Regions from separate parts of the Mus musculus genome. Here regions 2 and 3 are each linked to region 1. The links are chromatin loops, found by intact Hi-C in ENCODE. Cell type or tissue: heart. All regions are shown on one strand. Each heading gives the region's core, and the rest is flanking DNA. Links, peaks and the distances in the headings are about the cores only.

Region 1 (8,343 bases), core at 85-8,084:
TTGGAGATGTAAAGGAAGAAGAGAGCCAAAGCAAGAATTCTCTGCACACATTTGGTTTGCCTGTAACCTATCTCCAGCTTTCCTGCATCCCACTCTACCCATGATCCTTTGCTGAGAAAGAATTCTGTCTTTGTTGCTAAGGTCTACAGCGATGAAATCCCCTCAAATCCTGACTTCATTTTGGAGAACCAGAACCTAAACGTAAAACAGTCTCATCAGGTTTCCGAAGATAGTCACCGGCTTCCAGACCTCTTAGAAAATAAAAGGGTGTCTGGAGGCATTGCTGGGCTCTGGTACTCGTCAGAACTGTAGTGTTCAGGGTGTGACTTAACTCATTTGGATATGATTTTGGTGAGGAGTGAGTAGACTTTGACAGCAGTGCAACTGCAACTGTACTTGCTGGTGGGCTGTCGGTGGGAATCACGGTGTGAGTGGCTTTTGCAACATCTGTGGTATTCACTCTGAACCAGAATATTTCACATATCTAAATTCCCATGGTTTCAGAAAATCCAACCCTCACATTGCAGCCCGGGGTAGGGGAGCTTAAGCTATCTCTACAAAGCACCGTCTCCTGCCTCCGAGTCACTTTTTTTTTTTTTTTTTAAGATTTATTATTTTATGTATGTGAGTACGCAGCTGCTCTTTTCAGACACACCAGACGAGGGCATCAGATCCCATTACAGATGGTTGTGAGCCACCATGTAGTTGCTGGGAATTGAACTCAGGACTTCTGGAAGAGCAGTCAGTGCTCTTAACCACTGAGATCTCTCCAGCCCCCCTGAATCACTCTTTACGTTACAGTGCAGACACTTGAGACCCATGGACGGTGTCCTGACTTTGCTTTTACTTAACTGTATATGACTGTGTGATGATCCTATGTTTTTGCACCTAAAAAAAAATGAAAAAAAAAGAACCATATACTTGATATAACACTTATATATAACAGCTGTTCATAAATGAAGCTTGATAAATGTGAAGAAACTTAAAAGTTGTCATTAAATTAAAAAAAAAACATTACATAGGGAAAGCATTTGTCTCTATATATCCTTAAACAAGGTTTACGAACTATTAAAACTTTTTAAATATTGGGTGATTACAATGATGATTAAAGTGCCTGTGTGTGAGTGTGTGTGTGTGTGTGTGTGTGTGTGTGTGTGTGTGTGTGTGTGAGTGTGTGTGTGTGTGTGTGTGTGTGTGTGTGTGTGTGTGTGTAATATGTGGTTGAGGCATTGACTCTTTACTTCCTCCTTTACCTGGCTTCCAGAGGTTCAACGCTGATTGACAGGCTAGGAGCTGTAAGTACCTTTGTCTTCTAAGCTGTCTCTTGGGTCCCGGTATTGAACTTGTGTGCAGTTTTGAAAATGAGAAGGCATCGTATCTTAGAGATTTAACAGTAACTCTTCCTGTGTGTGTGCTCATTCTCCTTATGATGAAGCACAGCTATGTAACCTGGATTCAGAATTAGAATCTCTGGGAGCTGCCTTGTGCTTTGGGTCTTACTTAGCTTCATGGGCAGGGAGAGGTCACTGGTTCTCAATTTTTATATTTTCAAAACAGGAGGAGCAACTCTTCTTGGCTAGTTCAATTGTAAACTATATAACACACCAGAAAATAATGGAAAGTAATATTTATGGCGCACTTATACTGAAAGTAAGTTGAAATAAATTTGTTCTATACATTGTCTGCTTTCAAGCTCCATCTAAGACTAACCACTGAGTTACGTTTTCTATGTATTCCACAGGTGCAGAGACTGAAGCTTGGGGAGGTTAGGGGAGTTGCTTTAATTCCTAAACCTGTCATCAAAGGGAAGAACCCAGATATGAACTTTAAACCTAACAGCCCCACCAGTAAAAATTCAAACTAATTTATATGCATCTTTTGTTTCCTCTTGCCAACTTTATTCTACTTTTCTTTCCTATTTCTTTGCTTTCATCTCCTGTCTTATTCTACATTAGGCAATGACTGCTGCCACAATTTGTCCTGACTCACTAGAGTGAAGTTCAGTGTTGCTAAGAAACAAATCATCGATTAAGAAAGACAATGACTATAGTAACTGTGTTAGAGGGACTATGTGTGTTTTCTGGGAGTGAGGCAATGAGCAAGGAGTTATCGCATGTCAGAAGAAACTTATAAATACAAGCAACATTCAGAGGAGAAAGTCAATTAGTGCCAGAAGAAAGGGCATGTTCCTTACACCAATGTCAGCGAACACTTGGACTCAACAGAATCACTCAGCATGCTTCGACTCTGCAAGAATGGAGTGTGTGGAGGGAGAGGTTAAAAGACAGGCAGTTAGACTTGGGAAAGAAGTCAAAATAAGTCTAGCTACATCCTCCCCCTCCCTCAGATTCCCTCTCAAGAATTTAATTCCTTCCAGCTCCATAAAAATAAAAAAATATTTCCTGTCAAAGCATGCACTTAGGTGGGTAAAGGAAGGATAGGGGGAATCTCCTCCTTTTTCATAGATGGTGGCTTCAAGTCCCCACCTGATCAGAGCCTGGAGGCCTGAGCAGAAAAATGCGAGTCAGAACCTGGGAAGGCAAACAGAGCAACCCACAGCATCCAGAGATGGAATTATAAAATCTCCAAAAACTTTCTTCACTGCCTGAATAAACATGTTACTCAATTTGCACTTTCTTCTCCTCCCCCTGCCTATTTACTGAAATTTAAAAAGAGCCACAGAAAGTCCTAATTACATAAGGGACCCATCTATAAAAATTATTATTTTTTTCTTTACTTACAAACTAAATCTTATTGTAATCAGTGTCTAGTTTCTATGTGTTTTATTCAACAACAGCAGCAAAGAATAGACAGTAAGGAAGTTTTTGAAGCCGTAGGTAATGAAAATAATAAACAACATATTTTCCAGATTAAATTCTGGCTTTGTCCCAGAACACCATAGAAATGCATTCAAAATGCACAGAGAACTCCAGAGCACTTGAACTTCAGAGCCCAGGAGTAATTCTATGGAAGTCTAATTAGTCTTCTCTGCAGACCACATTTAAAAAAGCTTTAGGATTAATGCCATTCCATTTTCCAGACCCACACATCTCCAAAGCAAGGGGGAAAAAAGTCATTTCAGAAGGATAATAAATACTACTTACAAACAAGACTGGAAAGGGTGGAGACTGGAATGGGGTTGGGGGTGGGGAGACAAATTCTTCAGTTACAATCTTTTAGAAAAAAAAAAAAAAGACAAATTTCAAATCAAGTTGCTCCACTAGACTACAAAAGCAGTTTGGAATGCTGGGCGGATGCAAAGGGATAAAGCAAATGTGGAGGGGGAGGGAGAAGGGGGCCGATAAAGTTTCTGGCTACAATACAAGAGACGTATCATTACCATATGATCTAATGTGGGTGTCAGCTGGATGCGCTCACGCAGTGAAACCTTAGTTCTTAACTGTGCTATGGAGTAGAAGCAGGAGGTTTTCAACCCAGTGACAGTCACAGGGCAGCACCACCCCCTCCTCCTTCTTTCCACACCTGCAAACCCTTTTGCCTGGGCTGCATAGTTAGTGTTAATTACATCGCAGCTTTGAGGGCTCCTGTGGCAAATACCCGGATTAAAAGGTATGGCTTTCAATAATTGTCCTGAACTCTGCTACAGGCTAATAAAGCTTCTGTCAAGTGGAGGGCAGAAGAAAATATCTGGTGAGAAAAAGGAACGAGAAGGAAGCTGTGCTAAACTTTTAGTAATCTTTAGACAACGTTAGAAATGAATTGCTTGAAAACAGAAGTTAAGTACTCGGTAAAACAAACAAACAAAAAGGCAAAACTGTTTGAATGCATTGGTTTTGTGCTCTTGCTTCTGTTCTTGCAAATATGCTTATTAAAAACTTGTAACCTAACACCATGACTTGTCTATATTGGTAGTTTTGTGTTTGTACTGATGAAATGCTTTGCTCTTTATAAACTGTCAGCAGAAAAGCATTCGTAACTAGCATATTGCTTGTGCCTAAATTAGGTATTTAAGGGTTTCTTCTCGTGCTGTGTTCTTGCATACTTCACAATCTTTAAAACATCAGCAAGACAAGTCTCTGGCTGTAGAAATATAATGCCTACTTCTGCAACACCAGAAATGAATAGGAATTATTACCAGAAAGGTGAAAAGGAACACAGGAAATATTTATGATGTTAAAGATCTGAGATAATACAGCTGCAGAGCTCTTTGGTTATAAATGTTTCTGTCAATATTTTCGATGCAAATTAACCTTTCTTATGAGGTGCATTCACTATGAGGTGAGGGTGGGGGTTGATTCTCATTTTAACTTAAAGCAGAGTAAGCAGAGGACCACTGGTTACGTGTGCCCCAGTGTGTGACTCCAGTGATCTCTGTGCCTGTGGCTTTTTCTTCCTGCAGCTGCTTATTTTAGCAGACCTCTCCAAAAGAAACATAGGTTTTATTGTAGTTCTTGTTTGTGGACAAATGTATTTTTATTGCTTGTATTTTAATTATTCCTATTGTTACTGAAGTTTTAAATTCACCTTAAAATGAGGGATTTACAGATTCACTTCATACATACGTGTTAAGTTTTAACTCTGAAACACCTAACAACAGTATAAGTATGTTTATACAAAAGTTAACCTGGATGAAATAGCTAAGTAAATAAAGAAAGATTGTTTTGGGGCCAGACAGATTACTTTTGGTGAGACATTTCGGAACTTAAACAACTCTTTTTAGTGGAAAAATGGCTTTACAAATATTTGAGAGGAACAGTTTCTACAAGATATAGTGTTGCTTCAGTCACAACCTGTTCGTTTGTAAATTGTTTTTTGTTGTTCTAGTTGCCATTTATAACAAAAGGAAAAAAAAACAAACAAACAAAAAAACAAAACAAACAAACAAAAAAAAAAACACTGAAGAAATGTTGAGGACCAGTGACTCTTAAGATTTCTCTTAAGTTAATTGCTCTAAACACGCTGGATCTTTGAGTAGTATAAAAAATATTTTAAAAGAAATTTCATGGGAGAACTGGAAGAAAATTTATAAGCATTTTTTTAGGATAACAGAGTTCAAAAACATGCATATATGCATGCACACTTGCACATATACACACATACACACATGAGAGAGAAAGAGAGAGAGAGAGGGTATTAATGAAGTGGTATGCAGTCTGGCTGTATCAGGCTTTAGTCTAAAGGAAGATTGAGCAGAGAATTTGTCCTATTTTAACAAGGTAAACACATATAAAGAAAGATGGTGTTCCTCAGAGCCTGGGCTCAACATTTCCTTTTTAGGGTTGATAGGGAAGTCACCAGGCATGTCTGCTTTGGAGCGTAGATGACAAAGAGACATCTCCAGAAATGCTCCTTATTCTTATTAAATCTGAGATTACGTTGTTTCATTTCTTTTCTTCTCCTAAAATTACAAGGCATTAAATATGCAAGTCCAGCAAACTTGTGGTAAACCATAAACATTCTATTTTAATGTGAAGCAGTCTTCTCCTTTACTGCAATCCAAATAAACATCCCTAAACAATAACCTCCCTTTAAGAGCAGCTGAGTGGGATTGGGTTACTAGAGGACACTTGCCCTTGAACTTGGGGAGGTTGGATGAATCACAATCTTTATGATTTTTTTTTAAATTGAGAAATCACAATTATGTATGGAGTATTCTGTTTTAGACATACTGCAGTATTAGATGTAAATTAAAAATGAATGTGTGGAGTTTTTTTTTTTTTTAACTTGTGTGTGTGTGTATTTCCTAGTGTTTTTGGAAAAAGCTTCAAGGCTATACATTCTGTGTATTGTTATATGGAAACATAGTAGCGAGTAAATCCAACATATTTGCAGAGATGCAGCTCTTCTTGAGATCACGAGTCTGAAAGTGATGCCTTCAATGGTTGAGGATGACTTCTAAGAGCTGAAGAGGGATCTTAAGCCATGTCCGTTCAAAAAATAGGTGGCTTGATCTCTTTTGATTGTTCATTTTGAGTTATCTTTAATTAATATCCAAATAACTAGAAATTTGCTGTGAATATACAATTTGGGCTCTAAGACATCAGACTTGTTTGGTTTCTTGGAGCCAGCAGAATGCACTGTGTTATTAATAAACTGATGGTAGCTGAGTCACTTGTGTTCAAAATATTGTGCAAGGCATGGGTGAAGAACAAGGAATACTAAGGCACGCCCTGAGGGAGAACATCCACTAATGTTGGGGTAAACACAGAAAGCCCATTATAACATGATAAGTTCATTAAAAGAGGTCAGAATATCGTGCTTCAGATCACAGAAGCGGTAACGAGCAGCACCCTGCTCAGAGGAGAAGTGAGGGGAGACAGGGGCAGGAGACCCAGAATCTCACGTAACCTTTAAACTTCTTCAGAAGGTAGGTAATCAAAATGGCAAAGCTGTCTAAGTGTGGGGGGTTGAAGTAAAGAAAATGTCTGGGTTGAAGTGGGAGAGAGAAAATGCAGAGAATTGTATCTTTAAGTACCAATTGATACCAAATAATGTCTGGCTTCTCAACCAACTTAGGAACCATGGTTATCATTGACAGGTCAGAAGATGTCAAAAAATTGTGTCAGTAGATCTGTACAGAAGAACCTTAAATTTTATACGATGGCTTGGGCAGCAACATGGTGGAAGATGATTTGAAATAATAGAAATATTTAGAGCAGAAACAAGTTGGAGTCTTTTACAACAATTTTATGGGGTGGTAGATGAGACCAAAGGAAACACAGGAGGATCTGGAGATGAATAGGGCTTAAGGAGATGTCTCTGGAAGAAGTTGGAGATTTCTTACTACAAAGGCACAGTTTTATTTGACTGTCATATGACAGCACTGAGCCAACATGGTAATACAACCATGATTTCTTATTCAAGGACACCCTGACAGTGATCTGGCATATCGTCTTAATCCATACCCCAAGATGAGACACACTATTTCATACTGTTTGAATTGCTACTGGCAAGGAAATGGTTTACTTATGTCTGTAATCACCTTTACCTCCTTTTAAAGACCTTTTGCTGAATGCTTGACTTCTTCATGGCAAATGTTATTTTCTATACTTTTTCTCTGTGCTCTCACTCTGCTATGATATATTATGTATCAAATTGCACATAAATCAAGTGGCATCCTTGCTCAGAAACCCTTCTCTTTGTTTCCCTGGTCCCCAGGTCGTGAAAATACATGAGATAATCATGAAGGCAACTCTCATCTTCTTCCTTCTGGCACAAGTCTCTTGGGCTGGACCATTTGAACAGAGAGGCTTATTTGACTTCATGCTAGAAGATGAGGCTTCTGGCATAATCCCTTATGACCCTGACAATCCCCTGATATCTATGTGCCCCTACCGATGCCAGTGTCATCTTCGAGTGGTGCAGTGTTCTGATCTGGGTAAGTGTGTCTGGCCAAAGGTATGCCTCTTCTTCATGGAACTGAGTTCTCTTGAGTGCTTGGCCCTTTGAGGTCTCATCTCTGCAATTCCAGAAGTAAGAGACACACCCCCTAAAGAGGAGTAGGGCAAATAGTCAAGGAGAAAAAGAATTAACTTTGAGGCTAGGACACTTTAGGCTTTCCACGCTACACTGCCCCACCTCTCACCCTTTTCAATCAGGTCTACAAAGGTTTGTAGTGAATCACTTTAAAAAAAAACTTAATGACTTGAATAGATCCCCTTTTTGCAAAGTAAAATGTCTACCAATACATCATCTATATTGTGTTTCCAGGGGGATGTTTATTCTTTCCCATTTTCATTTTTGTTTCTTTTTCTAAATTTTTGATTTGGTTTCCTAAAGTGTTAGATACTATGAAAACTTGGAAAGTCCCTTTACTCTTTACAGGTTCCAGGCAACAGAGATTAAACGTGACTAACTTGCAAAATGCATAGTTATCAGAAGCAAAATGAGATGGATTGTGCAACAAAAAATTATCTTCAAGATGCACAGGCATTCCCTGCATTCTCTGGTCTGGGTTCCCATGTAGCTTTGGCAGCCGATTATGGTCTTTAGAACTATTCAACAGGAATATTTATAACTAAAGCACAATGTAAATATCTGATATAATCTCATGTTCTGAAACTTCAGCTCAATACACTAAAGAGAGCTGGCTTATCTGTTTGAAAGTAAAAATTGGCCTGGAATTCCAAAAGCCACATGATTAGAAGATAAATCTTCAGAAAGTTTGGAGGCCCAGCAGTTGAGCCAAAGGTTAATGCATTGGCTTCCCATGGCAGCTGCTTTCCCTTCTTCTCTTTACTTGTCTATTTTCTTATCGCAAAAAAAAAAAAAAAAAAAAAAAAAAAAAAACCATGATCACAGGACTAGTGTTTTTGCTGTGTGTCTTGCTTATAGAAGAAATACCACAGCATAAGAAGGTGCTTCACAGAGAAGCCCCATAGT
Region 2 (8,343 bases), core at 164-8,163, 89 kb before region 1:
GATGACTGTTACTACATATTTCTATCTGTATAATCCTCTGAAATTATTTTTAACTTACACTCAATGCTTGGTAATTTTGCTTCTCATTTTATGAGATGATCACAACTATACTTTTGTCTGATTTCTACATTTTCCCCAAGATTTCTGTTACATCGTTACTGGTGATGATTCTAGGGGTCATTTGCTTTTGGGACACATTCCCACTTTGTTCAATGATGAACTCTGAAAGGTTTGAGAACATTGAGTATTAAAAGAATTGGACAAAGACCAAGTCCAATTAAAAGTTTAAAAATGACCGTGCTTAGGGTTTATCTTCTTCCCAAGGCATGCCCATGATGCTGTCCCCTGTGTGACCTGGTAAACATCACTTGGATTTTATGACTTGGAAATAAACATTGCTTGGTTTTACGAACATATGTGGAAAAATGAGATAGAAAATGCTATTAAGCATCACTTTTAAATTTGTTTATCAGGTTGCTCAATAATTCATATAATTGGGCCAAGCACACAAGAAAAAGAGAAAGACTGGTATTTGTTTTGGCAATGATGCTATAAGAAAAGATTTTAGAGGAATGTTGGGGCAGACACTGGAAGGGCAGGAGACTCCAGGAGTGGGAGGAGTTTGGAGCATCTGATAATGATGCTGCCCTTAACCAGTTCTCATCCAGCCCCTTATGTCCTTGACTTGGCTAGGTGTCATCCTTGGATGTTGCAATGGGCTTTTTCACAGGTAGATATATCCAGCCAAGTATCTTTCTACGTTAACCAACAAAGTTGCCAAACATCATTGTCTGATCAAATCTCCATCTCCCATTATCTCTCAGGTATATTGGATAGCTCAGACCTGCCTTCAGTAAGAATCATGCCAAGATTTCTTATCCAGAATTTTCTCACCTTTGACGTCTTCTTTAGACATAATTCTCCTAATCTTTGACATTTCTTAGCAATAACTTTTTATTCATCAACAATTTCTGTCTCAGCCTAGTCCTTCATCATAATTTCTGACTTCTTGTTATTATATTCATAATTGAGCTCAGTTTGATGCTGAGGTCTCTCTTTCCTATTTCAATGATTCCTGCACAAGATTTGTTTTAACTATAATTTCACATTTTTATTTCAATAGAATAAACATAGCAAATTTATTTTAATTTATTCAAATATCCTTTTAATTAAGTTCCGACAGTGGAGTGATAATAAGTAAGAATAATTGGTATAGGTAATACTATTTGAATAATAGTTTTAAAACACAGTAAACAAAAACCAAAGTATTTAAAGAGGATTATATCAAACTAAGGCTTTCTACATAGCTAAGGAAAAAATAAACAGAATATGAGACATTCTTTGCAAACTGTCCAATAAGAGATTAATATCTTGACTTTATAGGGATTTAAACAGATTGGCCAACAGAATAATCAAATTAAAAATGTACAAAAGACCTACATGCATTTAACTTAAAAGCATATACACAAAGAATCATCAGCTATGCAAAACTCTCATCACTGATTTTTCAAGGTTCTGGAAGTACAAACCAGAAGATACCAACTCATGCTAGTGTATACCCATTGATGAGCCTACCAGGCTCCAGTGGACATTTCTACTCTAATGGTCACACAAATGGCCTTAGTTAAACTCAATGGGTCACAAAACAAAACAAGCATAAGGATGTGGGAAAGGGAATTAGGAGGAGGAGTCTTGAGAAGGATAGAGTGGAACTATGACAGGAAAAAAAAGGTAAATAAAATGAATTTATTGAATAAATATTTAAACATAATACAGAATCAACTTAGTTGTCCGCATATGGATAAATGGATAAAGAAAACTTTATACTAAACCAAAGTATTCAACCACAAAAAAAAGATAGAAGCTTGCTATTTGGAGCGATATGAATAAAACTGAAAGTTATAGTAAATGACGTAAGCCAGCATCAGCAGAACAGTGAGCAGTGTGTAAGCTGAAAGCACAGAAGAACGTAGAGTGCTCATCTGTAGGGGGTAGGGAGGGAAGTGGGGAATGAGGACAATGGGAGGTTGGAAATAAGATACGCAGTTAGATAAGAGACGTAAGTTCTAGTATTTTATATATAGCATTTTAAGATGGCAACTGTTAAGACATTTATTATCTGTTCTGTAAAGAGCTCAAAGAGAAGAACCTATGGGTCTCAACACAGGCAAATGCTTAAATTTTGAGATAGAAATTCTAGTTACCCATGTATGTCTATGCATGTACTTGGTATGTTGGTGTAAAACATGTTGGCTTCAACATCACAGTAATCCTCCTGACTTAGCCTGAATAATAGGTTTACAGGTGTGTTCAACCATAGTTGGCTTCATTAGCCCAATTTGCTCAGTGTACATTGCACGCATGCATCAAATGATCAGAAAGCACCTTGTCATTCTGTACAATTATTGTGTGTCAAATAAAAAGGAAGAGTAACCTTTGAAACTATTGATGAATGAATGGGAATGAGTGAGTGGGGGAAGAGATCTATGAGAAAGGATTTTTAGCTTCTGGGAAGGGTGGGTGGGGAGCTTTCTGCAGCATGTTTGGGATGTAGATGGCTAGAAACTACCCAATTTTCCCCAAATGACCTGGCTTCCTATTTTCACTTCTGCTGCCTTCCCTTTCTCTGTTTTACTTTCTGTGTCATGCTTTCCAACGCCTTACTCAATGGCTTTTATTGTTGTCTCTGTCACTTTATTTTTACAGTGCTTTTTACTTAGGTTGTTGTTTTTTTCCAGCTGTTGAAAATAGTTCCTGGTTTTGTGATGAAATCACTTCCCCTAAGTCTGTCAAACCAGATTGTAAGGATTTGCCAAAATTTTAGATGATGTCACTGGATTTTGTCTTAATAGTGATTCATAAAAGTGGCTGATTTTAATTTGGAAAGGCACCCTAGGAGTGCTATTTTCCTATCCTGTGGACTTGTTTCTTCTCCTTCAGCACTTCCCTGTAGGTTCAAGCCCTAGACCTCCCCAATTCATACCAGCATTTCTTTGGTCATGTTAGCTCAAACCAAACCAAGAAACCATCACCTGGGTCTTTCCACAATGTTTGTATAAACGTGTCTCACTATGTCTGATGGTTTCTACAAGGGTTCTTCTCCATGTGTACTCCTTTGGGCATTCTTCCTATTTCATCATTCCATTCCTGTGTATTTTGGTGGGATTTCTTCTTCTGTCTGATCTTATTTTTCAAGGGTTCCTTTCCCCAAACAAGTAATGTTAACTCTCATAATGATGCCCCCTCCCCCAACCCCTGTTTTGTGTTTCTCTAACAGCTGAAAGGGTCCACGTCTTTCTTTGCTCTCCAGAAGCCTTCCCATGTGCGGTCCCTCTCCCCTGAGGATACTTTTGGGACAAACATCGTGCAGATGTTGCCTCTCAGTTTTCAGAATTCCCGTTCCAGGATGACTCCTGGGAATCGGACCCAGCTGTAGCTGCCTCTCCTTGTGGTGACTTGTTATTGAGAAGTTTGCTCAAATGTGTTCTCTACACAACTGATTGTATACTATACCAGTTGCTTTGTGTTTTAAAATATTTTATTTTCAACAAACTCCCCTGTGCTCTATATATCCTAAGTTTTTTCTCAACAATGAATTACCCAAACCTCCTTCCAATCTGTTCTCGACAATACTTTCTCCTCCCTGTTCCCTGGCATGTCATGCAATGGTCTAAATATTTCTGTTTTGTTTTGTTTTTTTTTTTTTCTTTCCCAAATCCAAGTGTTGCAATTTCAGCTCTTAACGTGATGCTTTTAGGGAGTAGGGTTGATTGGGTCACATGACAAAACACCCAAGAATAGAATGAATGCTGTTAAAAGAAGTCCCCTCAGAGAACCCTTTCTTCCATCCATGCAAGGACACAAATGACAGGCACCATCTGTAAAACAGAAAACAAAGACTCCTCAAGACACTATACTTTCTGGCTTCTGGATTTTCAAGTTTCTGTTCTTAACACTATAAGAAATAAATTCTGAGTATTTGTAAATTATCTATTTTTGGACAATTTCATAGTAAGCAGAATGTACTACAGCAGCTGTTGCATCAATTAGAAGCCAGTATCTTCTAGTAGGAGGTAACATGTCATGATGATTCTATAGTAGTGCAACCTTTATCAGCCCTTTGACCATTGCGGATCCCAGTATCTTGATGATCTACCCAGGATCTTGTGATACATTAGTGACATTACTGGGAAGCATGTTAAAAATCCAAAATGCTTGCATAAGACAGAGTTAATAGATTGTAATTTTCACTTTAACAAGTTCCCTATGAAACATGAATTCAGAGTATTCTCTTGAAATAGCTATATGTAAAATTATGTAAAGTATTAGTTTTTACCATCCAGTTTCTTATTCAAAGCTATCCACTTTATTTCCCAGGATGCATTGTGGTCCCATAGGCAAGCTATATATGTGCTCATAAACAAGATAAAAATAATTTTTCTTTCTCATACTCTTACAGGATTTCCTCAGGACCCTCTTGATGATCAGAGTAGACTGGAAATGTATGATGAAATACCCTAACCTGTTTCCAAATGTGATATATTATCATGCTACTGTGTGTGGAATGAGAATATAGTATTATAAACAACACATTTATGTCAATTTTTTTCTAACACAAACTCTTGAGTTTCAAATTATCATCACTCATTGGAAACACACTCATATCTGTACGAAGTTTTCAATCACGGCTTCAGAGAAAGGAATCAAAAGAAATGGAATCTTTAGAAGCTATACACAAAGAAGTACTATGTTTATTTATAAACATACAAGTGAGATGAAGAAACTGAAGAAAAATAATAGGTTAATTCCAGAGCATCCTCTGGAGAAGGAACACTACTTATTGGTCTGAACACCTCTATTGTCTCCTCATTCCATTTTTTTTTTAGACTCTTCCCCATAGCTCTCCCATTGGCTTGCTGCTTTTCATTGCTAATTAATTGAAATATTATTTGTCTTGCTTGTTTACTCATTACTGTAAATGTATTTAAAATTAAGTTTGGAGGGGTATGATTGGGGTACACCTAAGATCATTAAAAACATGAACATTTGCAAAACATTGCATTTCTATAGTGAAATTAGAGCAGGAATATAATTGAAGAAATTAATACTTATTTTATAAATAATTGAATGGTTTTTATATGTTAGCATAAAATATATAAAATCAGTCTATTAGGTAATAATTGAGGCATGTAGTGAGAAGATGAACATCTGTTGCTGAAACTCAAATTGTGCTATTAATTCATAATTTAAAATTCAATTAAAGTACTTCCCCAGCATATTTTCATTGCTTCTGAAGATTTTTATTATTTGTACAGCATGAGGCACAATATGGGAAGACATGCCATAGATAAAATACCATAGAGTATTAATAACTATAGAGTTAACATGTTGGTTGAATACAGAATGGGAGGACATGTGTAGGCCATATTTAGAAGGTTATATCTACCTCTTATCTTGTGAGTTTGTATACAAGATAAAATAACCTCTTCTTTGTGATTCCCCCCTGCACTTTCATGTCTTTAAAACAAATCTTTTTAGGAATATTTATTTTATTGGTGTGAGTGTTTTGCCCACATGATTTATGTGCACCACATGTGTGCCTGGTACCCACAGAAGTCAGAAGAGGGTGTTGTATCCCCTGGAACTGGAGTTGTAGGTGGCATGTCACCATGTGAGTGCTAGAAACTGGGTCCTCTGTAAGAACAAGAATGCTCCTAACCACAGAGCCAACTGTCCAGCTCCAAACTTTATGGTTTTACAATAAAATGTTCTGCATTTAGAGACTTTCCTTCACCTCAGGCAAATAATGATGGCTGTGCATTAACTGAGTTAAGCTTTCTCAGCATCAGAACCCTTATATGAAATTTGTACATGTGAAATCAGATTTGCATCTTCCTTCACATATATTATAGATATGAAGTACATATATGATAAGTACAAATGGTAATTTTCCAGAAGGATCCACCATAAATTCATATATATGTATGAACATATATGTGTATATAATCACAGATATATCATATTTATAGCAGAAAGTTATGCCTGAACACATTGTATAGTAGATTTTGTACTTTGAGAAATTTACTAAGAGAATTCTTGAAATAGGATCAAGTTTTGAGTGGAAAGCAAAATGAACCCTGACATGGTAATGATGAAAGTGTTCAAGGGTTTGTAATATTTCATAGTCTGGAAATAAAATTTACAGTGTTCTGGGTCAGACAGTTTGGTAATAACAATTTAGTCTACGATTACAGTTAGGAAATTGATGTCACTTTCCACTGGATTCCACAGAGGTTCCAGGACGTTTCTTAAACAAAATAACAGAGACATCTCTGTGATTCATTTCCTAGTGTCAGTCATGGTTCACAGATGCTTTCTGGAATCCTGTGAGGACCATGGGCAGCCTCTACTCAGACACTTCCTGCAGTCTTGAAATAAATTCAGTGCTAGAATTTGTCATGTCAAGAGAGGACTCTGAGTTCAGGTATGTGTTTATCATCCCAGCCCAGGAGAAATTTGTGATCTTGTTGAGAAATTTGATGGTTAAATTATCATGTGATACACACTGATGAAACTTCAAACACCACTGTGAAGATATAAGTGAAGAACAAGTTTATCCAAAGAAGCTAGAAAAGTCGTCAGAACCTGCAATATTTGAGTGGAATTTTAAAGGATAACTTGGAACCAGCCAAGCAGATCAGAGTCACAAAAGCAAATCCCACAGTAGTAACAGCAGATCTAAGTATAATTAACTCTTGTTTCAGACTTTCATATTTGGGGGACAACTTTGACACAAATGACGTTCACCACATACATGAACAAAAGCTGGAAAAAATGTAAACCTCTAAAGCCAAACCAATCAACCAACCAACCAATCATCACTACCAACAGAATAACCATGGGGAAGATTTTCACATTGTTTATAACATGGTATAATATAGATACCTTAAGCATTTGTGGATGTTATAGAAATATGAAAATACATTTAAAGAAATTTTGTTTATATTTGTGTATGTCTCTCTGTCTCTGTTTCTCTGCCTGTTTGTCTCTCTGTCTCTCTCTTGTCTCTGTCTCTATCCCTCTGTCTCTCTCTGCCTCTCTGTGTGTGTGTGTGCTCGCTCACATGTGTGTGTGTGTGTGTGTGTGTGTGTGTGTGTGTGTGTTTGTGTGTGTGTATACTAAGGGTGTCTGAGTGCTCATGGAATCAGAAGAGAGCATCATATAACCTGGAGGTACAGGTTCAAGAATCTGTGAGTCACCAGAAGGAGGCGTTCAGAACTGAACTCTACAGAAGCAGTGAGATTGATTTTTTATATTTTATATTTTTTATTTTTATTTTTTTACACTCAATATTCTATCCCTCACCCCCACCCAGATCTACTCTCCAAATGTTCCACACCACACACCTCCTCCCCAACCCACCCCCATCTCCACGTGGATTGCCCCCAACCCCACCTGACTTATAAACTCCCTGGGGCCTCCAGTCTCTTGAGGATTAGGTGCATCATCTCTGAATGAACACAGACTTGGAAGTCCTCTACTGTATGTGTGTTGGGGGCCTCATATCAGCTGGTGTGTGCTGTCTGTTTGCTGGTTCAGTGTTTGAGAGATCTCAGGGGTCCAGATTAATTGAGACTGCTGGTCCTCCTACAGGATTGCCCTTCTCCTCAGCTTCTTTCAGCCTTCCCTAGTTCAACAACAGGGTTCAGCTGCTTCTGTCCATTGGTTAGTTAGAAATATCTGCATCTGACACTTTCAGCTGCTTGTTGGGTCTTTCAGAGGGCAGTCATGCTAATTCTCTTTTTGTGAGAGTACTTCTTAATCTCAGTAATAGTGTCAGGCCTTGGGACCTCCCCTTGAGCTGGATCCCACTTTGGGCCCATCGCTGGACCTTCTTTTCCTCAGGCTCCTCTGCATTTCCATCCATGTAATTCTTTCATACAGGAACAATTATGGGTCAGAGATGTAACTGTAGGATGGCAGCCCCATTCATTTATACAATGGAATACTACTCAGCTATTAAGAACAGGACATCCTGAGTTTTGCAGGTAAATAGCTGGAACTAGAAAATTTCATCCTGAGTGAAGTAACTCAGACTCAAAAAGATGTGCATGCTATGTACTCACTAATAAGTCAATATTAGGGAAAAAAATACAGAATACCCAAGATACAGTAGACAGAACTCAAAAAGATCAACAAGTCAACAAGCTGAAATGCTCAAGTGAGGATGCCTCAGTCCCACTTGGGAGAGAGAGAAGAAAGCATTCACAAGTGGGGAGGGAGGGAGAGACCTGGGAGGGAAAGTGGACATGGGGTTGGGGGAGTAGGGGGTAGAGGGGAACC
Region 3 (8,343 bases), core at 164-8,163, 100 kb before region 1:
GCTTCTCCACTGGGGGCCCTTTGTTCCATCCTATAGATGACTGTGACCATCCACTTCTGTATTTGCCAGGCACTGGCATAGCTTCACACGAGACAGCTATATCAGGGTCCTTTCAGCAAAATCTTGCTAGCAAATGCAATAGTGTCTGGGTATATGCAAATTGTATCTTGGGTATTCTAAATTTCTGGGCTAATATCTACTTATCAGTGAGTGCATATCAAGTGACTTCTTTTGTGATTGGGTTACCTCACTAAGGATGATATCCTCCAGATACATCCATTTGCCCAAGAATTTCACAAATTCATTGTTTTTAATAGCTGAGTAGTACTCCATTGTGTAAATGTACCACATTTTCAAGGAGCTGAAGGGATCTGCAACCCTATAGGTGGAACAATAATATGAACTAGCCAGTATCCCCAGAGCTCCTGTCTCTAGCTGCATATGTAGCAGAAAATGGCCTAGTCGGCCATCATTGGGAAGGGAGGCCCCTTGCAAACTTTATATGCCCTAGTACAGGGGAATGCCAGGGCCAAGAAGTGGGAGTGGGTGGGTAGGGGAGCAAGGCGGGGGTAGGGTATAGGGAACTTTCGGGATAGCATTTGAAATGTAAATAAAGAAAATATCTAATTTTAAAAAGGCAAAAAAAAAAAAAGAAGAAGAAGAAGAAGAAGAAAAGAAAAACAAAACAAACAAACAAAAGCCAGTTAACAGACATTAAAGTTGAGCTCTTGGGTGCTATTCCCATGTTGTCCAGTAGGTGGGGCTTGTGTACTCTTCATCTTTACCAGGGAGCAGAGAACCGGGGGAGCCAGAGGGACCAGAGTTTCCAGAATTGTTTCTTCTTTAACTCTAGTTGGTTACTGGCCACACCAGTAATCTGCATTTTTGCAAATGCAGCTACTTGTGCTCAACAAGCTCCTAGGATACAAATAAATCTGATTTTGTGATTTAGATTGGTTTTAACATTGCAGTTTATTAAGTTTACAACGATCTTTCCTCCATTTAGATCTTTGGAAAATGTTTTTTTCTTTTTCTTTTTTTAAAAGGTTATGTTGATCTATTTGCAGTTATCCTTTGAATTAAAGTGTGTAAGCCACATATATACACGTCTAGACTCTTATAAACACATCTTCCAGACAATCCAAATCCAGAAGAATAAAATTTTCAATCAGGAGATTATTTAAAATGCAACCAAACAGAAGAAGCAAGAGGAGAGCAAGCTGGAAAGATTCACACGAGACAAGAAATAACAGAGGAGTCCTAAAAGCAAATATATACATCCTCCCATCCAGTGTGTAAATCTAACAGCTTCCTTGTATAAAGGAGGCAACAAAGTCCCAGAAAGCTGAAGGCGTGAATGCAGTCGGACAGGACCCAACACCCACTCCCTCCTCTCGTGAGACTGTGCAGGATTTACCAAAGAGATGCACTAGATCTGAGCCTGAGGAAGCACAACTTTAATTTTGACAATTGAAATTTCCTTATAATGATTCTTCCTTGGGCACATGCTAATATTAGCCACAATATGCTCTCAGAATCCCAGCAAGAAATGTGATCATTTGTTCAGCGTGTAAATTAAAGACCTACGCTACTTAACAGAGTACCCTTTAATCATGGGACCATTGAGTTGAACTCAACATCAAATTACGTTACATAAAATTATGAGTTGATTTCTGTTGCATTTTTTTTAGCTTAATTAAAGTGGTTAGGAGCTCCATATAATCCCAGAGTATAGATTGGTTTGTGCTGACTTTTTGATTTCTTTAGACTTTTGCTAAGGAGCTACCATACAAGCCATGCCTGGCATACATCAATAATCTTTGCAATTCCAGTTATTAGAATTTCCTTATGTAAAGAAAGAATAATATTTGTAGCTGCCATATTGAATAGGGCACATGTGGGTAGTCATTTATTTCTTTAATTTACTTTTACCATATAATTTACCTTTTAGTCTTTTCTTTTTTAGATTATAGTATTTTTTAGATTATAGACATCATGTCTTCCGCTCTTTCCTTCCACTGATCTGATCCTTCCCACATCAACTTCATTGCTCTTGTTCAAATTTTCATTGTTGTTACATGCATATATGTACACATAGTATATTCATACATATTCATAAATATAAGCAGTTTAGTCTGTATGTTACTCATGTATGTTTTCAGGCTTGACTCTTTGGTATTGGATAGCTAAGTGATATGCTCCTGCAGGAGAAATATTATTTCTCTCTCTCATCACTCCTTATGTGGCTGTCGTTCTTTGTGTATGGTTATAGTTCTGTGGGCTTTCTCCACCTATGTTGGCATGTCTGTTGTTCTTGTTCAGCTTCATGTTTCAGCATTCATACTAGTGAGACTTTATTGGTGTAGCCTTTGACACTTCCAGGAGACACAATCTCTCATGAATCTCCTGTGTCCCTTAATGGTCCTTCAAATCCCATCTTCCAGAATCTTCCCGGATCCCAAAGTGAGGGAGCGTTTTGTAAATGGATCCACTGGGACTGGGATCAAAAGCACAGTGCCAGACATAAAAAGCCCTGTTTTGAGTTGTTGGTCAGGGATGTCCAAGAGATCCCAGAACATACAGCCTCTTGCTATTGTCCTTGGTTGCCCACACAGAGGCAGAAGTTAAGTCCCTATTGCTGGAGACAGACACCATGCTTTTCAGAAACAGACCCTGGAGGCCCTTGAGCTGGATTTGATGGAGAGCCTTCCTAAGGACTTGCTTTTATGGTACCAGAAGGTGCTATGCATGCCTTTGCTACCACTGTGGATAGCCTGTTGTAGATAACTAACTGTGGAGGTCATAGAGAGAAGGGGACACAAAGTCACCTTCACGCATGACATTCAAGTCACCAAGTGCATTTCTTTCCTAGTTTACTTAGATTCAGAGGCAAACTTCCAAGTATCTATGAACAACGTTCAAGTGACTGTCACTTTATGCGCTTCTGCATCCCTGCCCTTGCATCGCTGACCACTCAATTTTATGTTAATTTTCCCATTGAGTGTCTGATGCACATCAGCCATTGAAATAGGCAGCTCTAAAGCTGAAGAACTGCATAACAACGAGTAATCTGGCTGGGCCAAGCACACATTTCCAGAGGAGCCCAGTCAACAAATGTAACACACTCCGTAAACCATTTGAGAGGAAGAGCAAGGGTGATTGGCACAATTGTGTCATTAAGACAAGGAAGCTAAGTCCAGGACACTAAATGATTTGTCCAAAATAATAAAGACAACATTTCAAAATGTTTCCTCAGACTGAAATCCATGCTTTTGACTTCAAGTATTTTGTATTTTCTCCCTCTGGTACCAATCCCAGAGTAGAGATTGGTTTATGCTGACTTCTTGATTTCTTTAGACTTTTGCTAAGGAGCTACCATACAAGCCATGCCTGGCATACATCAATAGTTTTTGCAATTCCAGTTATTAGAATTTTCTTATGTAAAGAAAGAATAATATTTGTCGTGAATGTAAACTTGTTTGAATCCTTGAGTTAAGTACAGAAGGCCTCTGTATGGATCTGATCTGCACTTGACGTGTTATCCATGCTTGAGCCCTTGGGTGTTCATAGATCATGAATCAGGCTTACACATGCATTCCTCGGCATAGAAGTGGGATCATCCTGTTTATGGGAAATCAGTGCAGGATCGCTGGCATCAATCTTCTGGTTGCGATACTCCTGCCTTTCTGAATAGAAGCCTGATTCATTTAGCCATCCTTAACTCTAAATGTTATCCTAACTCTAAATCTTATAGATAACTCTGTTTATAACAGCCACAGCTGTTATCAGCACTTGATTAACCAACACTGTGAGGAGGTTCAGATACCATGTCTACTTTACAGTCTTTTGGTCCCAAATGGTTCTAAAGGGAGGTGATGTGATATTTGCTTTCATAAAACAAGGCTAAGTGAAGGTCCCAGTGATGGGACAGTGTTTTCTTATCCCAGCCATCAAATTCACCAGACAGGTCTTCAGTTTTGAGAACTTTGTCTAGGTCTTCATGGATCACTGCCTACTCCCAGAATCCTTTGCACTTCCCCACAAGCATCTGCCAACACTATCCAGATCAAAAGAAATGGATAAGCAGCTCCCCACACACACTTTCTGGACAACAGAAAGGGTCTTGCTTTTTTTATTCACCAGTTTATCAACTTTAATTTGTACAACCTTCCTCTATGTGTCTGTAGCTCACCAATTGCTCCTTCAAGGCCCCTTTCCTACTATTTAAGAGTTCATTTGAAATATCACATTCCTACTTGACAGAAGTCTGTTAATTCTCTGAATGGTGTATAATAATCAATGCAAGGACAGTGAAAAATTGCACAGGAGAACCTCAGCTGTATGAGGGGCAGAAGGCTTCTCACATAGGGCTCTGATGCTCCCATTTGAACGTCTGATAGAAAAACAATTAGAAACGAAATGCCAATTGCTGCCATTCTGTCCCCCTGCCCTCTTAAGAATCTCTTATGAGAAGTGTGTACCCAGGAACTTTGCTTTGCCTTAAATTGTCTGTCAGAGTAAGAATCAAAGTAAGTTTTTGGCAGAGGCTGCCATAAGTGGAGATGTTGGAAAACAAGAAAACTTCTACTCAATAGTGAAATTTACCGTTTTCTTGTGGGTTTCTATGACTCCTTCATTAGACATTTAGAGTTGGACACTTTGTGAAAAACATTTCGTAACAGCTTTAAAAATAAAAAATAAAAAGAAGAGGGGAAAACCTATCTGTTCAGCTGGATAGTGTATCCATAACACAGCCAGGTATCCTTGCCCACATGATAGATATCTCCATAGTCTAGAATAGCCTGAAGCTAGTCTTGAACATTCTGAAAGCGGTATGCACAATGGAAGTGGCATCTAATTTCATCTGGAAGCATCAGTGTTTGCTCTGGCTTAGACATCTGCTCAGAGTGAAGGGAGACAGGAGGGAGGGGGGGTCTCCAGAACAAGCCTCCAACCCGCACATCTCTATCCTCCCTCTCAAAGCCACAAATGCATTTTACCTATCCAGTTCTGAATGTTTTAAGAGGAATATACCTTCATTAAATTATTTTAAAAACCATGGTATCCAGACAATTACTTTAGAAACATTTTTTCCCAAATAAGATTGATTTCTTCAGTGTGTGCATCAGCTCATTCTATGTGGCTAAGGCTTGAATACACAGTTCAGTTTTGCTGAATGTGCGATCTCATGTTACCGTGCGCATTTCAGCAGGACTTATTCGTTTCATCATAGGGCCTTCTCTCTCTTTGCTTACCTCGTTACTATGCGCCTGCTCTCTGAAGGGAAACTCTGAGGACCTCAGTACACACCATTTATTGAATATCATTGACATGGGCAGAGCTTCTGCCAGAATGCAGTAACAACCCACCGATTACAAGTTTAATCAAATTACATTGGTCAAAGATTGGTTTAGACAATTCCCTTTTCGAACAGTAGGAAAACAAGATAGAATACATTAATTTGTATTTATTATTATTGTATTTGTGACACTGGGCATTAAATTTAGAGCCTCACATGTTTTAGGTAAGGGCTCTATCACTAAACGATATCACCAGCTCTGTCTCTTTATTCTTGAGGCAGAGTCTCTCTGAATTGCTCATTCTGTCCTCCTGTCTCAGCAACCCAATTAATGGGATTATAGAACTTGTCCACTGGGTCTGCCTTGAAAATATTAATGTTGAGCACCCAAGTTTGCACCCAACCTGCACCCAAGTATGTAAGAACCATTTATCAACGAGTCATGAAACTCTTACTATTTCTGATACCATACTTGTCAAATGTGATTTCTGTTTATCAACTTCTGTGTGATAGTTGAGTGATAGTACAACAGAAGCTAACTGGGCCCTTAGTGACTTTGAGCACGACTTCCTGTTATCTATTGCACAGTATGGTAGCAATAGAAAAAAATAATGTGATCTGTATGTCTGATACATAGAACAAAGAACTTAGAAAGTTTATCCTGAAGCAATGAGAGGATGTTTGAGGAAAGGGCTACGCTTATCCTTCTTTAAACATTCTGAAATCCCTACTGGTATTAAAATACAGCACAATGTCTCATTAATATGTATGAGTTTTATATATCAACCAACAATTTACAAGGAACACTTAAGGTCTGATCTCATTTGATAAAAAAAGTAGTGAGTTCTTGATGAGGTGACTTCAATTGAGGAAAGAGAAAAAATTTACACCTACACACATATTCTCTTAATCTCAAATACTGTGTGAGAAGGTAAAGGGTTTTTCTGAAATTCTAACAGGGCCCTAGACCTTAGTAGGCACTCAGACCTAAGCACAACCAACTCCATAGTTCAAGTAGCACTCATGCCATGAAACTCAACAAGTAGCATCATATGCCTTGTTGGAAAGTGCCTAAACTTACTAACCTTGCCTTTGGGTTTCTTTGCTTCTTCTTCTGGCTAACTGATCTTATTAACTGAAGTATGTCAACCTAGCATCTGGTTTCTTTGTGCTCAAAATCTCACCCTGAGAAAGGCTCAAGGCTTCAGTGGGATCCCAAACACCCAGTGCAGTTGCCAGCTGGCTAATACAGACTTTCCATTGGCTAAAACTATGTCCAAGTAGTCATCTTTTTGTGGATGCACCAACACAGAACTGATTTCTAAGGAGCAGTGATTTTTAACTTCTCTTGCCTCAAACTTAGAAGTTACACAATCACTGTTTTTTGGAGGCCCTTTTCAACACAAATGGAAGATTAAAGGGTGCCTGCCTAGGAAACTATAATTTTTCTTGGACTTTTCCAGATTACAAGAGAGACAAAGTTCTAAACTAACCCCCCCAACCCCCACCCTCCGGCTGAAGTCCAGTGCAATTCTATGCAAAATGTTGTCTGTTTTTGTTTGTTGGTTGATAAGATAAAAAGCAAATCTTTATTAAATAAAATTTTCATTGAAAATATTTTTTTTTCACTTTGCCATAACTGAAAAGTTTTGCTACTCTCATTTTGAATCGTTTGGTCTAATAGCCTGTTTTATTCTTTTTAAAAAGTGTTGGGTGATTTTTTCTCTCTCTCTCTTCCTCTCTCTTTCTCTTTCTTTCTCTCTCTCTTTTAAAAGAGACATCCTATGATAATGGTTGAGTATTTTCCCACCTAGCACAGCTATAGTCACATTAAACGCCCCACGAACTAAGCATAGCATGGGTGGCTAAGATGACATAGGCAAATTCTTTTTATTTACAAACATTAAAAGAGACATTGTCTTTTATCTCGGAATATTTATATGTCCCAACCTAGGTCACAGAGACATGCCCATCTGTTTGTTTTTTGAATTCATGGTGTCAACAGTTTTGAGGTTTCCAGTAAAACATCAGAAATGACTACATTCTTTGGAGATGATGTCAAACCTGGCATTCTAGCTGGATCTTAGAAGCAAACAAAATATTTGTTTTATGTTCCGGAAGGGTTTGAATCACACAGTCAATTTTTGTAATTTTTATAATTTGTGAACACTCTCTATTAGTGCATGTGCATGTCTCTCTGTCTCTGTCTCTGTCTGTCTCTCTCTCTCTCTCTCTCTCTCTCTCTCTCTCTCTCTGTGTGTGTGTGTGTGTGTGCATGTGTGTGTGTGTGTGTTTAAGTTAGGAGAAGAAAAACAAAGGCAGCAACATATATCCTGATGGCTGTAAAAACACTGACCCCACAGAGCAGAGCATGGCTGAGAAATGGGCATTGTTGACTCTTGTTATGCTATCAGCAAGAAAGAAGATGAAGGGTGGGGGAATCAGCTTTATTTAAATAATATTTACTTGGACTTGGCCATGAGCATACCACTTTGAGGCCCATCAAAGTTTGCTAGAACCTCTTTGTCCTTTCCTTACCCACCTGGACGTTAGAAGTCCCTTTCCTGCAAACAGACTCCTCTGCTTCTCTTTCTAACAAACCTAGAATGCTGGGATCAGTGAGTAGCTCCTAGTGGATAAAGGAAGCCATTTCTTTGCAATTTCATTTCCACTGAATGTTAGTATTACCATTTCTTCCTGTTGTCACTTTGGTGTCATGTGGAAGCAGGTTTGCCACTGAGGTTATTTTCTGAGTGTTCCGCAAGTCACTATTAAAAAAAAAAATGATACAAGTTACCAATATTAATGGTTTCCATATGAACCATCGGGAAGGAATTATATGTGCTGTGAAGACCCTAAGAAATAAAAATGACTGTATTATTTAAAAATAGATATCCAAAATGCAGGGTAATAGTACATTCTTGTAATCTCAGTGCTTGGCAGGCAGAGGACAAAAGATCATGAGTTGGGCTCTACTGGGCTACATACTGAGCCTAAGGCCAGCTTGAACTATATAATATATCACTCTATCAGAAACAGAAGAC

The links. Hi-C counts contacts between places; a loop is a spot of excess contacts. Peaks named below come from ENCODE experiments on the same cell type or tissue, not always from the same donor. Only the 100,000 strongest peaks of a DNase experiment are listed, where the experiment ranks them.
Region 2: a loop joins it to region 1, with 2.0 times the contacts of the local background. A loop is called at or near these places in 5 of 42 quality-filtered maps.
Region 3: it touches region 1 in a loop (6-fold over the local background); 5 of 42 quality-filtered maps call a loop at or near these places.

Annotation. Positions count from the first base shown.
Region 1 is chr10:97,476,220-97,484,562 of GRCm38, forward strand. It overlaps Dcn (decorin), which reads left to right and starts at 3,281. Exons shown (of 8, transcript NM_001190451.2): 1 at 3,281-3,570; 2 at 7,120-7,339. The coding sequence starts at 7,144. In heart, for the core only: no CTCF peak of the experiment used is centred there; DNase peaks (open chromatin) are centred at 3,342 and 6,182; H3K4me3 peaks cover 970 bases.
Region 2 is chr10:97,387,031-97,395,373 of GRCm38, forward strand. Gm34114 (a long non-coding RNA gene) reads right to left here. Exons shown (of 4, transcript XR_380718.2): 4 at 1,728-3,878. Among named protein-coding and RNA genes, the nearest start is that of Mir3966, 32 kb to the right of the region's middle. In heart, for the core only: no CTCF peak of the experiment used is centred there; DNase peaks (open chromatin) are centred at 631 and 3,381.
Region 3 is chr10:97,375,236-97,383,578 of GRCm38, forward strand. No RefSeq gene overlaps it. Among named protein-coding and RNA genes, the nearest start is that of Mir3966, 44 kb to the right of the region's middle. In heart, for the core only: a CTCF peak has its summit at 748; a DNase peak (open chromatin) is centred at 6,546.